2 separate regions of the Homo sapiens genome follow, and region 1 is linked to region 2. A link is a loop called in an ENCODE intact Hi-C map of the cell type or tissue named here. Cell type or tissue: PC-3. All regions are shown on one strand. Each heading gives the region's core, and the rest is flanking DNA. Links, peaks and the distances in the headings are about the cores only. Region 1 overlaps RMND5A (required for meiotic nuclear division 5 homolog A). Region 2 overlaps RNF103-CHMP3 (RNF103-CHMP3 readthrough).

Region 1 (2,811 bases), core at 1-2,500, 60 kb before region 2:
GTCTCAGGTACACAAGGCTTCCCATCAAAACCTGAATGTCTAAAAAAAGCACCAGCAAGAAAGCATTAGTTTGCTTGCAGTAATAAGCTGCGAAAAGCAAGAATACCCCCACCCATACTGATACAGCCTAAAATAATGTATTAACAGGTCTTTTAAAATTCTGGTCCTTAAGCTTGGTTTCTTCCTTCATCCTAAATTAAACAGCATGGAGAGAAAAGGGAAGAAAAGGAAAGCAGTGAAAATACTGAACTTATAATTTAAATTCTTCTCTACAGCATAGTATAATTACCATTACCTAGAGAAGTAACAATTATGTCATCACATTATCTCTGACTGCAGAGTTAATGTTTCCTACACAGTTTCGTGGGGTTGACAGTTGCCACCTTGGCTCTCTGACACTTTGCTGTGGCAAGAGCAGCAGCATACAGCCAGGTGGGGGTGGAAAAGAGCAAGTGCACACCTTGCTCTTTCTCACATCTCCTCTAAGTTTAATATGGAATTCCAAAATCTGCAACATCTCTGACTTCTAAGAGGCTTTAATATTTTTGTTTTTGTCTAGAGCCAGTCAGAACTTTTCCTGTAAGTGATTATCAACTACAACTGTTTACTGGCAAACAGGTATTAGCTCTAGTTAAGAACTGTTAAGTTACAGTGGTGGCTATAGCCCTGTTTCAAACATTAATAACATCTGACTCTAGACTCACCTTTTTGATGATTTAGGGCAAATGGCTGAAAATTTTTAGCATATTGTAATGCCTCTCGCTGATTTGTGGTTCCACCCATTAACAAGCTAATAAAATACAGTCTGTGTAGCTTAAATTCCAAGGAGCTGTTTTGAGCTATAAGCATTTCCCGGTTTGACACTGCCCACCTAAAGAAAAGGCAAAAAAGACTTTAAGAATCAAAAGCATAAGCAAGGTGTCTTAAAAACTATTTGAAACCCAGTAAAACAAAAAAGGGGCTTGGTCTGCCATCTTGTGGAAGTCTATGGTAACATCAATCCCTAGGGCCCAGACCTTTGTCAGGAAAGTAACCACCAATAACTACACTTGCAGAGGCCCTTCAGCCAGTGAAAGAAAAAGCATTAAGATAGACAATCACTAGAATGACTCTCATGTGTCACATGATGCATCTGAACTTGCATAGGACCACACTTTGAAGCGGTGTCAGCCACGAGATTCACAATTAAATTGCCTAGATCCACTGCTCTTTTCCTACAAAACTGGCCTAATATATACAAGCATGAATCAAAGATCCTGAAAGGGAACTATACTTTTAAACTTTCAATAGTTGCAAGATTTTGTTCACTTTGTGATTAAAAACAGTAAATACCATTATTTCCCCTCAAGGTGCTTTCAATCTGATCAGGAAGATAAAGCTAGACAAGTATCATACAGTAAATCTTACTGTGCAAAATGATTTGTACAAACATAGTTCTAATAAGGGAAAAAACAAGATTCAATTTTAAATGAGCCAAAATACAGCCCCTCGGGCTTCTATAGAACAGTTGGAATAATCAATCTTGAACTGGAACTACCAAGTCAGGTGAGGGCAAAGGCAGGAAAGTATATAGCCAGCTGTTAAAATCAAATTTTGCAATAAGGCAATAAGGAAACAGTACTTTATTTCTCTAAATATATTAATATATAGAAGCTGTTAGCATTATATTATTTAATTTGACCATCAGTTAGACAAATACTCCCCACCTAACCTAATTCACCAAAGACCACTAGAATCTGAACTGGGTAAGAATACAAAATCTCAGTAACTCCATAAACCACAAGAGTAAAATCTTTCAAATTATTTATAATGAATTTGCTGATTGAGATTGGACTTCACAGAGCTGCACTTTTACTGGGTCCTAACCTTCCCAGAAAGGGCTGCACAAGCATGTAAACATTCTAATTAACTTGCTGATGTATTCACACCTTACAGTCAAATCATGAGGCTTCTTTGACTTCAAAGTCAAAGTGATTTTTAAAAATATTAATCATCTGGATCTTGGAAATATTTACCTAAATTTGTAAGCCTTGGTTCCTTGCCTGGCACTAAAATGATGCAGTCAAGTGGTAACACCAAGTCAGGTAAACCTGCTGACAATAATGTACTTTTTTTTTTTTTGGAGACGGGGTCTCACTCTGCCACCCAGGCTTCTGTGCAGTAGTGTAATCGTGGCTCACTGCAGCCTCAGCCTCTCGGGCTCAAGTGATCCTCCTACCTCAGTCTCTGAAGTAGCTAGGACCACAGGTGTATGCTGCCATTCCTGGCTAATTTTTTTAAAAATTGTTTTTGTAAACACTATGTTGCCCAAGCTGATTTTGAACTCCTGGGCTCAAGTGATCCTCCCGCCTCAGCTTCCCAAAGTGCTGCGGTTACAGGTGTGAGCTTCCGTGCCTGGCCAACCAGCAAAATACTTCTGGCAGTGGTCTTTCGTGAATGCCCCACATCAATCAACAGTACCAACAGCACTGTGCTTTTTGCAGTCTCTAGTCTGCCAGGCACCTTACAGATTTCCAGTTCCAAGTAGTGCATTTAAATTAGATCACTTTCAAAAGTTTATACACCCCTTCAATCATATAAGCATGAGTATGTTTTCCTACTAGCAAGTAAGGAAAGGCAGTAAGATTTTTCTTTTTTCTCTTTCTGATACGAGATGTATGTGTAAGGGCTTGTAAAGTCAAAGACTGGAGCTAATAGAGTAACTACAAATTTTAATTTTAAAAAAGTCAATAGAAAAAAACGAAAAATTCATAAATAGACAATTCACAAAAAAACTCATTTTCATAGGAATATGTTCATGATATAGTGTTA
Region 2 (2,813 bases), core at 289-2,788:
GGTGGTGTTTATCAATAGAAATGAAGGTCAGAATATGAAGAAGACCACACTACCTGATTACAAACATTTGAAAGGAATAGTAACAGTCAGTCTGTGCCCCCATACCTTAACATATGCTATTCCATCTGACTGGAATCCCTTTCCTCCATCTTTCAAATCCTACTTAAGTCTCTGCAAATCTTCTGACCCTTTTATCCTACAGATACAATCATTCTCCATGCTGTAGTACTTCCACAAAGCGTACATACTTCTATTACGGTATATGAAATGGCAAGAGGCAGTACAAATGAACGTGAAATCCGGCACCAAACTGAGTTTGACACTCAGCTCTACTGTGTGACCATGAGCAAGTTATTTAACCTCATGTTGCCTTAATTTCTTTATAAAATGGTGATAGTAATAATACCTAATAGAGTTGTCATAAAGGTGAAATGATTGGCTGGGCACGGTAGCTCACACCTGTAATCCCAGCACTTTGGGAGGCCAAGGTGGGGAGATCTCTTGAGGTCAGGAGTTTGAGACCAACCTGCCCAACATGGCAAAACCCCGTCTCTACTAAAAGTACAAAAAAAAAAAAAAAATAAGCCGAGCATGGTGGTGGAAGCCTGTAATCCCAGCTACTCGGGAGGCTGAGGCAGGAGAATCACTTGAACCCAGAAGACAGAGGTTGCAGTTGCAGTGAGCTGAGATCATGCCACTGCACTCCAGCCTGGGTGACAGAGCAAGACACTGTCTGAAAAAGAAAAAAGAAATAAAGATTAATGATTGGCCAGGAGTGATGGCTCATGCCTGTAATCCCAGCACTGTGAGAGGCCGAGGTGGGTGGATCACTTGAGCTCAGGAGATCAAGACCACCAGCCTGGGCAACATGTCGAAACCCCATCTCTACAAAAAATACAAAAATTAGCTGGGTGTGGTGACACGCACCTGTATTCCCAGCTACTTGGAAGGCTGAGGTGGGAGGATTACCTGAGCCTGGGGAGTTTGAGGCTGCAGTGAGCAGTGATCACGCCACTGCACTCCAGTCTGGGTGACAGAGTGAGACCCCGTCTCAAAAAATAAATAAATAAAAATGATTAATGATTAACTAAATGTAAAATGCTTAGAAGAATCTCTGGCATATAGTAAATATTATACTTGTTAGCTATTATTTATGTGCTTAGTTTACTTAATTAGACCATATGCTACTTGAGGGCTGTGTAAATTAAGCTGTAAATTACTCCAAACTTACTCCAAAACTTGACTTAACATTGTCTCACAGGTGGGTCAGGAATCTGGGAGTGCTTAGCTGGGTCACTCACAGGATGCAATTAAGGTGTTGGCTGAGCCTGCAGTCATCTGAAGGCTTCATCTGTTTTCAAGCTCACTCACGTGGTTGTTGGCAGGATTCAAGTCCTCATGGGTTGTTAGATTCAGCCTCAGTTCTTCACTAGCTGTTGGCCAGAGGCCACTCTCAGTTCTTTGCCACATAGGGCTTGTCCGTGGGGTGCTTACAACAAGGCAGCTGGCCCCCCTCAGAATAAGCAAGCAAGAGAGCAAGATAGACTTCACCCTATTTTTATAACCTAATCTCAGAAGTGACTCACCTTTCTGGCATTCTATTTGTTAGAAGCGAGTCACTAGATCCAGGCCACAATCAATGTGAGGGAATTATACAAGAACAAGAATAAGAGGAGGCTGCTGTCACTGGGAGCCATCTGGGGGCTGCCTACCCCAGTCTACCTTCTGACCCCCGTGATTCACATTCCACATGCACAATATACTCACTGCCTCCTGAAGTCCCCCAGAGCCTCATCCCATTGTATGTAGGTGACTGTAACTTATTTGTAACTGCAGCCACTTTTTCTTATTGATTTGAACAAAAGGAAAAGGGTAATCTTCATTATGAAAGAGAAGTATAGAAACTCATGTCTCTAAAACTAAAGCCATATGAATAAAATTCCATAAAAATACAATAAAGAATAAGATTTTTTTCTTAGCTGTAATTTTGTATACCCTAATATGTAACAGTCACTACGAGACTGAACAAAGGAGGACAAACGCCGCTTGTGACAGTTACTACGGGACTGAATGAAAGAGGACGAACGCAGAAATGAAAACTTAAGACAAAAGAATCTATTTTAAAGAAGGGGTCGGGGGCTCCTTGCTTCTAGTGAGCAAGGGCCTTGAGCTTTCACAGCCCTCCGTATTTATTGGATAGAAAGAGCAGGGAGGAGGAGGTAGCGATCCGTCAGCTGCTTGATTGATCATAGGTTCCCATTATTGCTAACAGGCTTCAGATGTGCCTAATCACAAGAAACACTTGCGCCTGAGGCGTGACTGCACTCAGCGTTCCCTCTGGGTGGCAGACGCAATTTGTCAGTTTGCCAACATTCTGCCTTTATGAGAACAGTTTGCTGTTTACTCATATAGCCTCCAGTGGTATACTGAGTTAATCACAACCCTCATTCTTTTGGCCTCCAACACTGATATAGTTGGAGAATTTAATAACTACATTTTAAACATGCATCATTTTATTTCACATCCATGTTTGATTCAAGGGCAAAGATGCAAGAGATCAGAAGGTAAAACCTCATTTTATGTTTTAAATTTTAATAAGCTCGTTCATATAATTCTGTTTACTGTTGGGTTCACAATTGCAAGGAATATGGATAATTTATACACCTTTTTCCAAATCAACCCCGATCATGGTTATCCAATAATGTACAATCAGCTAAAACACATTATTGCATTGAAATAGATCATTTCTCATCCAATCATATCCGGGGTACTTCTCCAATCCCTAGATATGGGCGCATTCAGTCTTAGTGTCT

The links. Hi-C counts contacts between places; a loop is a spot of excess contacts. Peaks named below come from ENCODE experiments on the same cell type or tissue, not always from the same donor. Only the 100,000 strongest peaks of a DNase experiment are listed, where the experiment ranks them.
Region 1: it touches region 2 in a loop (6-fold over the local background); 8 of 110 quality-filtered maps call a loop at or near these places.

The regions. Positions count from the first base shown.
Region 1 is chr2:86,763,087-86,765,897 of GRCh38, reverse strand. RMND5A (required for meiotic nuclear division 5 homolog A) reads right to left here. Exons shown (of 9, transcript NM_022780.4): 5 at 705-871; 6 at 1-39. Among named protein-coding and RNA genes, the nearest start is that of CD8A, 26 kb to the left of the region's middle. In PC-3, for the core only: CTCF peaks have their summits at 783 and 982 (motif pointing left); a DNase peak (open chromatin) is centred at 1,007.
Region 2 is chr2:86,703,409-86,706,221 of GRCh38, reverse strand. All of the region lies in intron 1 of RNF103-CHMP3 (RNF103-CHMP3 readthrough), which reads left to right. Among named protein-coding and RNA genes, the nearest start is that of RMND5A, 15 kb to the left of the region's middle. In PC-3, for the core only: no CTCF peak of the experiment used is centred there; DNase peaks (open chromatin) are centred at 1,351, 1,611 and 2,371; H3K4me3 peaks cover 1,712 bases; H3K27ac peaks cover 2,067 bases.